2 separate regions of the Homo sapiens genome follow, and region 2 is linked to region 1. A link is an interaction called in ENCODE POLR2A ChIA-PET data of the cell type or tissue named here. Cell type or tissue: IMR-90. All regions are shown on one strand. Each heading gives the region's core, and the rest is flanking DNA. Links, peaks and the distances in the headings are about the cores only. Region 1 overlaps KATNIP (katanin interacting protein). Region 2 overlaps NSMCE1 (NSE1 component of SMC5/6 complex).

Region 1 (5,383 bases), core at 164-5,163:
CAGAAAAGTCACCTGTCTTTTCTGTAATCAGCCTGTAATCAGCCAAGACAAATCTTACGAGCTCAGGGCTGCAAGAGATGGCTTGCAGAAATCGAGGTGCTGCAATTCACAATTGCAATGTGGAACCAACCAAAATGCCCACCAATCAATGAGTAGGTAAAGAAACTGTGGTATGTATATATGATGGAATACTACTCAGCCATAAAAAGGAATGAATTAATGGCATTCGCAGCAACATGGATAGAACTGGAGACTATTATTCTAAATGAAGTAACTCAGGAATAGAAAACCAAACATTGTGTGTTTTCACTTACAAGTGGGAGCTAAGCTATGAGGATGCAAAGGCTATAAGAATGACACAGTGGACTTTGGGGACTCAGGGGGAAAGGGTGGGAAGGGGGTGAGGGATAAAAGACTACAAATTAGGTGTAGTGTATACTGCTTGGGTGATGGGTGCATCAATATCTCACACATCACCACTAAACAACTTATTCATTTTACCAAATACCACCGGTTCCCCCCAAACCTATGGTAAAACAAAAGAAATCAAGGTGCTAGATATACCCCCAAGTCCTTCTCAAGTAAACGTCCCTCCTCTCACCCCCACAAGACAAGTGAACTAGGGAACTATAGGAGTGGTCACTGAATGGGTCCATTGTGGGCACCTCGGTCAAGGACAGCCACACTTGAATCTGGTCAGCTTGCTACAAGATAACCTGGGGGAAAAAAAATAGCTCTATCCCTTTCATGCACTGTTAAAAGATGAATTGGAAACATCAATTTAAATAGAACACACACCCTTTGATCCATTAGTTCTACTTTTAAGCATTTAACCTTTGGCTATTCCTATGTGCACAGGGATGTCTGCTCCAGAATATTCTTTAAAGTATTCTTATAGTAGCAAAAGACTATTAATGACTAGATATTCATTAATCAAGAATTAGTAATACATTTATGCAATTATTTAGGACCAAAACCTGACCTGAAATGACATAAAATTTATAGCCTTTATTTACCCACTTAGTATAAATATTCATATTTTGCTGTACACATACATTATATATATATATGTTTTAGAGATGGGGCTTCACTATATTGCCCAACCTGGATTCAAACTCCTGGGGTCAAGTGAGCCACCCACCTCAGCATCCCAAGTAGCTGGTGGGATAACAAGCATCAGCCACCTCAATGAGTTCTGTACATATATTAATGTATTTGATTATAGAGTGCTTTTCCAGGTCCTTATAGGATGGTATAACTTTTTAAATATAAAAAAATGAAATATATTTGGCCTTAAATGTTTCGAGTAAAGAATTACATTCCTGTAAATTCACAATGGAGTACTAGGCAGCCATGAAAAGAGAGAGGTCTGTCCCTATGACCTGCTGAGGAATGCTCTCCAAGACATGTTGTTAAATGAAAAAAAAAAAAAAAAAATCAAGAAGAAAACAATGTGTATTGCATGAGGGGAATGGATGGGTGGGTAAAGGAGACAAAGCATATGTTCTGCATAGCTGCATACCTGTAGAATATTTCTAGAAGGACACATAAGAAATTGATTATAGTCGTTGCCTCCTGGGAGGGCAAATGAAGACTGGTGTCAGGAATATTGTATTCCCTGAATACTCTTGAGTATTGATTAGCCAGGCCAGACTCTCTCACTGGCCTGTGGCCTGGGCTTATAGAGGAGGAAGAGCTAATAGGAGGATCAAGACAGCAACAAGGACCAGGCTAGGTGGCTCACGCCTATAATCCCAGAACTTTGGGAGGCCAAGAGGGGAGGACTGCTTGAGCCTAGGAGTTCAAGATCAACCTGGGCAACACGGCAAAACCCTGTTTCTACAAAAAATACAACAATTAGCTGGGTCTGGTGGTGCACACCTGTGGTCTCCACTACTCAAGAGGCTGAGGTGGGAGGATCACTTGAACTTGGGAGGCAGAGGTTGCAGTAAGCTGATACAGCGCCACTGCACTCCAATCTGGGTAACACAGCGAGACCCTGTCTAAAACAAAAAAACAAAAAAGATAGCAACAAGATAAAGAGACCCAGAAGACCCAGAGGAGAGCAGAGGTGTGTCTGTGGTTGCACACTGAAGAGACAGAGAGGGCTGTCGAGATAACCTCGTCCCTGGAGGCACCCTGGATCCTGTACTCCCTCCATTGCTGTGTTCCCCTCAGACCTGTCTCCTCTTCTGCTTGGGAAAAATGAAGGAAGCCTCTAGCCTTGTACCAGAAGTCTCTGTTACTAGCAGGAAGGTGTGTGTGTGTGTATGTGTGTGCATGTGCATGCATGCAAAGGGAAGGCTTAACATTTTCTAGTTGGGTGAGTTCAATGACTTTTGCAATCCTTGCAAAGTCAGTTCAGCAGATGAGTGTGCTGTCAAGAGCATTTTTTGGAATCTCCAATCAACTGCAAAAACGGCCTTCCGTTATCATGGGAGGCTCTCAGAGTGGTTAAGAATGAGGGCCCTGGGGCTAGCCTGCCTGGGGGCCCAGGTGCCTGGGGACACACAGCCAGGAAGCAGGAAGGCTGGAATCAGCCTCAAGTCTGGCTGGAGTGAGGGAGGCCCCTTCTGTGAAAGTGTAATTAATTGTGCTGCCTTCTCCTTGTGAATCTCTCTGTTAAATCCTAGACACTTCAAGTAATATAACAACTAACATCTATGGAACACTTATGGTGTGCCCAGCACTGTGCTAGGTACGTTAATACATGACTGTATTAACCCTCTCCAAAGTGGACATTATCAAACAAGGTGAGAGGGCTCAAGTCCAAGGTCACACAGCTGGGATTTGAGGCAGAGCTGCTTGGCCTCAGGACCTGAACTGCAGCCCTCACAGCAAACTGGAGGTATTAATTCACAGAGTCAACAGTGGCCTCACAGTGGCTCTGAGCAGTAAGGGGACATGTCCCCAGCGCCATGCTCATGAGCCCCACAGTGCCCTGGGCACCAGTGTGGATGCTGTAGGGATGAATTGGAAGATGAATAAATATTTCTTCCTCCTCTGTGATCTCCTTTTTTCCAACACTGCATGATAAATTTACTTCCTAATGATTTTTGAGTAAACTACAATGACCACAATTTCAAAATCATTAATAATTCATGTCCAAGGGCCATAAACACTATATAATCTCCACAGGCAGGAACCATGAATACTTGTTAGAAATGAGGCTAAGAATATTTTTACCAGCTGAACTGAAATTACCTACTGACTTCAAGCCAACCATCAAAGCTACATTTTTCAGAAATGACTGTAACCTGGCCAGGCACAGTGACTCACGCCTGTAATCCCAGCACTTTGGAAGGCCGAGGTGGGCGGATCCCTTGAGGGCAGGAGTTTGAGGCCAGACTGGCTAACATGATGAAACCCCATCTCTACTACAAATACAAAAATTAGTCAGGCATGGTGGGACACACCCGTAATCTCACCTACTTGGGAAGCTGAGGCAGAAGGATCACTTAAACCCGGGAGGTGGAGGTTGCAGTGAACTGAGATTGTGTCACTGCACTCCAACCTGGGTGACAGAGTAAGACTATGTCTCAAAAAAAAAGAAATGACCGTAACCTTTCCAATGCCTCCGTTCAGGCCACCTCTCCCAGGAAGTCTTTCCCTCCTCTGGCACTCCCTGGAGCTTTATTTGGGGCTCATCTATAATGTTTATCATTCTCTTCTTTGGTTTTGCCTCCTGGTATCTGTGGCAGCGGTGGAGAACTGAAGTGCCTTTAGGGCCAGAGAGGCCAGGCACAGGGTACAAAGAAGCACCTGGGTCGACAGCCAGAGCTATTTATTTTGTTTTCTTTTTTTGAGATAGAGTCTCACTCTGTCGCCTAGGTTGGGGTGCAGTGGTGTGATCTTGGCTCACTGCAGCCTCTACCTCCTGGGTTCAAGAGATTCTCCTGCCTCGGCCTCCTGAGCTGCTGGTACTACAGGCATGTACCACCACGCCTGGCTAATTTTTGTATGCCAGAGTCTACTTAATCCATGGAAAGAGCTGGTTCTCATGCATGGCTGCACATTGGAACCACTTAGGGGATTAAAAAATTCTGATGCCCAGGTTGCACACCCACATATTTTGACCTAACTGGTTTGGAAAGAGGCCTGGACATTGGGTTAGTTATATAAGTATGAATGAATGAATAAATGTATGAATGAATGAATTGCACCAGGCCCTGTGCTGACTGCTTTATGCCAGTGGTTCTCAAACTGCTACACGTTATAATCACCTGGGAACTTTTATTTTATTTATTAAAAAAAATTTTTTTTTGAGACAGGGTTTTGCTTTGTTGTCCAGGTTGGAATGCAGTGGTGTGATCATAGCCTATTGCAGCCTCGAACTCCTGGGCTCAAGCGATACTCCCGCCTCAGCCTCCAGGGTAGCTGAGATCACAGGCACAAGACACCACACCTGATTTTCATTATTTTATTTTATTTCATTTCATTTCATTTGAGACAAGTCTCACTCTGTCACCCAGGCTGAAGAGCAGTGGCCCGATCTCGGCTCACTGCAACCTCCGCTTTCTGAGTTCAAGTGATTCTCCTGCTTCAGCCTCCCGAGTAGCTGGGATTACAGGCACCTGCCACCACGTCCGGCTAATTTTTGTATTTTTAGTAGAGATAGGGTTTCACCATGTTGGCCAGGCTGGTCTCAAACTCCTGACCTCAGGTGATCTGCCCACCACAGCCTCCCAAAGTGCTGGGATTACAGACATGAGCCACCATGCCTGGCCTCACACCTGTTTAATTTTTTTAATTTTTTTGTAGAGAAAGGGTCTTGCTTATGTTGCCCAGGCTGGTCTCGAAGTCCTGGGCTCAAGCAATCTTCTCGCCTCAGTCTCCCAAAGTGCTGGGATAACAGGCGTGAGCCACCACACTCGGCTACCTGGGAGCTTTCAAATATCCAGATGTTGCTAAGTACCGTGGTTGGCAATGTTTAAATGTGGATTTAACCATTTTAAATGTGGATTTAAACATTTTAAAAAATCCACAACTTTTAAATGTGGACACCTACTTTTTAAAAATTATAACAGGGTACGAGCTAGATACAACATATCTTTGGGCTGAATTTGGCCTGGTGAGTTCATTGACAACAGCCACACCCTCCCTTTGTCATGGTGGCTTAAGATCCCTCAAAGAAGTACCCGATCCCAACCCAGGCTGGAAACTACGTGTTCACTCTCCAGGGAGTGCACTGGCCACACCACCTCACCACCACGTGTTCACCCTCCAGGGAGTGCGCTGGCCACACCACCTTACCACCTTGAGAAATACAACATTTGTTCTAACCAGCTCTGAGAAAGAGACAGCTGGTCTTCTCCTTGCCTTTCATGGTGACATAGTTTGATCTATACCTGGCATCCTGGGTAAGGCACAGAGGGTTGGGAAG
Region 2 (5,383 bases), core at 295-5,294, 330 kb after region 1:
TAAGACACCAGTTGTAAGTCCTGGGCTACCTGTGTTTCTGACCAATGGCTGTACATCAGTGGTTCCCATAACTCCCTCTTTGGATTTGATAATTTTCTAGAATGATTCATAGAACTCAGGAAAACACTTTACTTACATTTTGACTTACGTGGTTTTTTTATAAAGGCTACAACTCAGGAACAGCCACATAGGAGAGATCACAGGGCCAGCTGTGGGAAGTGGGGGTGGCATGGAGTTTCCGTGCCCTCTCTACTTGCACCACCGTCTCAACGCCTCTGTGTGTTTAATAACCCGAAGCTCTTCAAATCCTGTCGTTCAAGGGTTTCTTTTTTATTTTTATTTTTATTTTTTTTGAGACAGTTTTGCTCTTGTCGCCCAGGCTGGAGTGCAATGGCAAGATCTCGGCTCACTGCAACCTCTGCCTCCCAGGTTCAAGCGATTCTCCTGCCTCAGCCGCCTGAGTAGCTGGGACTACAGGCGTGAGCCACCACACCCGGCTAATTTTTGTGGTTTTAGTAGAGATGGGGTTTCACCATGTTGGCCAGGCTGGTCTCGAACTTCTGACCTCAGGTGATCCGCCTGCCTCCGCCTCCCCAAGTGCTGGGATTACAGGCATGAGCCACCGCGCCCGGCTAAGTTTTAAATTATTTGTAGAGACGGGGGTCTTCTTCTGTGGCCTAGGCTGGTCTCGAACACCTAGGCTCAAGTGATCATCCTGCGTCAGCCTTCCAAAATGTTGGGATTCAGGCGTGAGCCACTGCACCCAGCCCAGTTTCAGGTTTTATAGGGCCTGTTGATTATTGAATTTGGCACACTCTAAGAAAAATAATCCCACAAAATTGTGAATCCACCATTAGAAATGATTTGAAATATTTATTTAGCCACCGTGCCTGGCCATTCCTGGGTTTCTATGGAGGTTTCTTTACACAGGCATGATTGATCAGTCACTGGCCGTTGACGAGTGCTTCCATCTCCAGTCCCTCTCTTCTCCTCAGATATTGGGGAGTGGCTGAAAGTTCCATGTTTTTTATTGAGGCTTGGTCATTCTGGTGACCAGCCCCCATCCTAGGGGCCTGCCAAGAGTTGCCTCATTAGAGCAAAAGATGCTTCTATCACCTATATGACTCAGGGAATTCTAAGAGTTTTAGAAGTTCTGTACCAGGAACCTGGGGGAAAGACCAAGTAACTTTCTTCTGCCACAAGCGATAGTGGGAGTGAGCAGTACAGCTGCCCCAGCTCAGTGCCTTTAGAAAGTTTCTAGGCCATGGCACAGGGGAAACCCAGGCAGAGCTAGGCAGCCTCCCTGCGTTGAGGAGATGGAGATGAGAGTTCAGGGAGACTAAGGCAGGTAGAGGTTGCAGGACGGAGTACTTACAATGGAGTATAAGGTGGACCAGAGGTGCACAGAGAGAAAACTTGAGATGTCCAAAGTGCCCCTCCACTCAAGGATCCCGCTGAGAACTGATGAGCAAGAAAACTTCTTAAGGCCAGGGAGAGAACTAGTTGAAGGATTAGAGAAAACAATGCCAGCTATTCACAGAACTGGGAATAGTGCCCGGCCCAAACATTTGAGGAAGAACTCACACCATTTCTACCCAAACTCTTCTGTAAAATTGAAGAGAATATGTTACAACTAATTCTATGAGACCTGCATGATTCTGATACCATAACCAGACAAAGACATTGCGAGGAAAGAAAACCCCAAACAAGACTCCTCATGAGCGTAGACGTTAACGTGCTAAACCCAACTGTGGCAAATCTAATCTAACAGTGTTTACAAAGGATGGTACGACATAACCAAGTAGGGTTTATCCTGATTTTGCAGGGTTGATTTAGTATTAATATTTGAAAATCAGTGTAATTCACCATATTAAGCTAAAAAAGAAAAATCTTGTGTTTATCTCAATAGGTACAGAAAAAGTATTTGACAAAATCTCATGTTTGCCCTGGTGTGATGTAGCAGAAAGTTTTTTATAGGAAGCTAAGGGATCCTAAGTAGCAGGGGATAAATAGGATAAATAGACTTAGAACACAAGTGAGGAGTCTGAACTCTACAGAGTTTTATATATATATATATATTTATATATATATATATATATATATATATATATTTTAAATAATTAAAATTAAGGCTGGGCGCGGTAGCTCACGCCTGTAATCCCAGCACTTTGGGAGGCTGAGGTGGGCAGATCACCTGAGGTCGGGAGTTCGAGACTAGCCTGACCAACATGGAGAAACCCCGTCTCTACTAAAAATACAAAATTAGCTGGGCACGGTGGTGCATGCCTGTAATCCCAGCTGCTCGGGAGGCCGAGGCAGGAGAATTGCTTGAATCCGGGAGGCAGAGGTTGCAGTGAGCTGGTATCGTGCATTGCACCCCAGCCTGGGCAACAAGAGCAAAACTCCATCTCAAAAAAAAAAAAAAAACAGTTAAAATTAAATAAATTTCATTTATTTTATTATTTTATTTTATTTTTGAGAGAGAGTCTCAAAAAAGCCTCCCAGGCTGGAGTGCAGTGGTGCCATCTCAGCTCGCTACAACCTCCGCCTCCTGGGTTTAAGCAGTTCTCCTGCCTCCGCCTCCCGAGTAGCTGGGATTACAGGCACGTGCCACCACGCCCGACGAATTTTTGTTATTTTTAGTAGAGGTGGGGTTTCACCGTGTTGGCCAGGCTGGTCTTGAACTCCTGGCCTCAAGTGATCTCCCTGGCTTGGCTTCCCAAAGTGCTGGGATTACAGGCATGAGCCACCGCGCCTGGCCCTCTACACAGAGTTTAAAAAAAAAAAAAAATCCAACAGCTATTCCTGATTAAAAAACAAAAACAAAAACAATACCCTCAGCAAAGTGAGAAAAGAAGGGAACTTCCTTAACCTGATAAAGGGGATCTCTGTAAAACCTACAGCTAACATCACTCTTAATGGTGAAAGACTGAATACTTTTCCCTAATCTCAGGAGAAAGACAAGAATGTCTGTTCTCACCACTTTTGTTCTAGCTAGTGTACTGAGGCGAGAAAAAGAAACAAAAGGTAGCTGGATTAGAAAGGACGACACAGTAAAACTGTCAGTTCACAGACAACATGATCATCTGTGTAGAAAATCTGATGGAATCTACAAAAAATCTTCTGGAACTAATAAGTGAGTTTAGTAAAGTTGTAGGATACAAAATCAATATCCAAATACCAATTGTTTCTCTATATGCTGGCAATGGATAATCAGAAATGGTAATGTAAAAATAGCACCATTTATAATAACATTAAAAATAAGAAATGCTTAGGAATAGATCTGGCAAAAATGTGTTAGACCCGTACACTGAAAACTACAAAACATTGTTGAGAGAAGTCAAAGGAGATTTAAATAAGTGGAAAGACATAGCATGTTCATGGGCTGGGAAATTCAGTATTGTTAAGGTATCAATTCTCCCCAAATTGATCTATAGATTCAAAGAAATCCCAGTTAGATCCCAGCAAGGCTTTTTATAAAAATTAACAAGCTGATTCTGAAATTCACATGGAAATGTAAAGGACCTAGAAGAGCCAAAACTATTTTGAAAAAGACAAACTTGAGGAACCCTGCCTGATTTCAAGACTTACTGTATGGCTGTCCTATCAAGACAGTGTGGTAGTCATGTCATGATGGACAAACAGATGAAGGGAAAAAAATAAGAGAGCTAGATAACAGACCCACACATAGGTGGACAGCTGATTTTTGACAGAAGTGCAAAGGTAATTTAGTGGAAATAGTCTTTTCCAAAATGAGTGCTGGAATAATTGGATATCCATAATCAAAAAATGAACTGCAAGCCATACTTTGCACCAAATACAAAAATTATCTCAAAATGAGTCATAGACCTAAATGTAAAACCTGAAACTATAAAACTTCCAGAAGAAAACATAGGAGAAAACCTCTGTGACCTATGATTAGTCCAAGATTTCTTGGCTCCAAAAGCATGCTCCATAAGAGAATGAATCGATAAATTGAACTTCACAATTAAAAATTTACATTAAAAAATACTCTTTAGAGACTGAAAAGACAAGCAAAATACTAAGAGAAAATATTTGCAAATAATGTATTTAATGAATGACTTGTATTCAGAATATATAGAGAATTCTCAAAGCTCAAAAATAAGAAAACATTCAACCCGGCTGGGCGTGGTGGCTCACACCTGTAATCCCAGCACTCTGGGAGGCTGAAGCCGGTGGATTGCTTGAGCTCAGGAGTTTGAGGCCAGCCTGGGCAACATGACAAAACTCCGTCTCTACAAAAAAATACAAAAATTAGTCAGGCATGGTGGCATGCACCTGTAGTTTCAGCTACTTGGGAGGCTGATGTGGGAGGGTTGCTTGAGCCTGGGAGGCAGAGGTTGGAGTGAGCTGAGATTGTGCCACTGCACTTCAGCTTGGGTGACAGAGGGAGATCCTGTCTCAAAAAAAGAAAAGGAAAAGGAAAAACATACAACCCAGTAAGAAGTGTGCAAAATATTTGAACACTGCAAATCGGTTGTACAGATGGCAGATGAGCACATGAAAAGATGCTCAACATCATTAGACATTTAAAAAATGCAGGCCAGGCATGGTGGCTCACACCTGTAATCCCAGCAGTTTGGGAGGCCGAGGTGGGTGGATCACGAGGTCAGGAGATTGAGATCATCCTGACCAACAGGGTGAAACCCTGTGTCTACTAAAAATACAAAAATTAGCCAGGCTTGGTGGCGGGTGCCTGTAGTCCCAGCTACTTGGGAGGCTGAGGCAGGAGAATTGCTTGAACCCGGGAGGCGGAGGTTGCAGTGAGCTGAGATCACGCCACTGCACTCCAGCCTGGGGAGAGAGCAACACTCTGTCTCAAAAAAAAAAAAAAAAAAAAAAAGCAAACTAAAACCGCAGTGAGCTACCACTGCATGTGTATTAAAATGGCTAAAATGAAGAAGACTCTGCAAGGCAAGTATTGGTGAGAACATGGAGGAACTGGAACTCTAATATACTACTGTTGGGAATGTAAAATGGGACAGCCATTTAGGAAAACAGTGTGGCAATTTCCTATGATTCAGCCATTCCTCTCTTAGGCATTTATTCAAGAGATATGAAGCTATATGCCCGCACAAAGGCTTGTGCAGAGATAGAGTATCTTTATTTGTAATGGCCCCAAATGTGAACACCTAGTTGTCCATTTGCAGTTGAACAGATGAACAGACTGTGATAAATCCATACTACTTAGCAATAAAAGTAAGTGAGCTCTTCCTACATGCTAGAATATGAATGAATCAGAATGATTTTGCTGAGTGGAAGAAGTGAGGTGAAAGAGTATAAAGCAATTTTGTTTTGTTTTGTTTTTTGTTTTTTTTTTTTTGAGACAGAGTCTTGCTCTGTCGCCCAGGCTGGATTGCAA

What was found. Peaks named below come from ENCODE experiments on the same cell type or tissue, not always from the same donor. Only the 100,000 strongest peaks of a DNase experiment are listed, where the experiment ranks them.
Region 2: POLR2A ChIA-PET joins it to region 1 with 8 read pairs; 2 of 35 experiments call an interaction of 5 or more read pairs at or near these places.

The regions. Positions count from the first base shown.
Region 1 is chr16:27,576,754-27,582,136 of GRCh38, reverse strand. The region is part of intron 2 of KATNIP (katanin interacting protein); the gene reads right to left. Among named protein-coding and RNA genes, the nearest start is that of KATNIP, 29 kb to the right of the region's middle. In IMR-90, for the core only: no CTCF peak of the experiment used is centred there; a DNase peak (open chromatin) is centred at 3,286; H3K27ac peaks cover 885 bases.
Region 2 is chr16:27,247,888-27,253,270 of GRCh38, reverse strand. The region is part of intron 2 of NSMCE1 (NSE1 component of SMC5/6 complex); the gene reads left to right. Among named protein-coding and RNA genes, the nearest start is that of NSMCE1-DT, 18 kb to the left of the region's middle. In IMR-90, for the core only: no CTCF peak of the experiment used is centred there; no DNase peak of the experiment used is centred there; H3K27ac peaks cover 551 bases.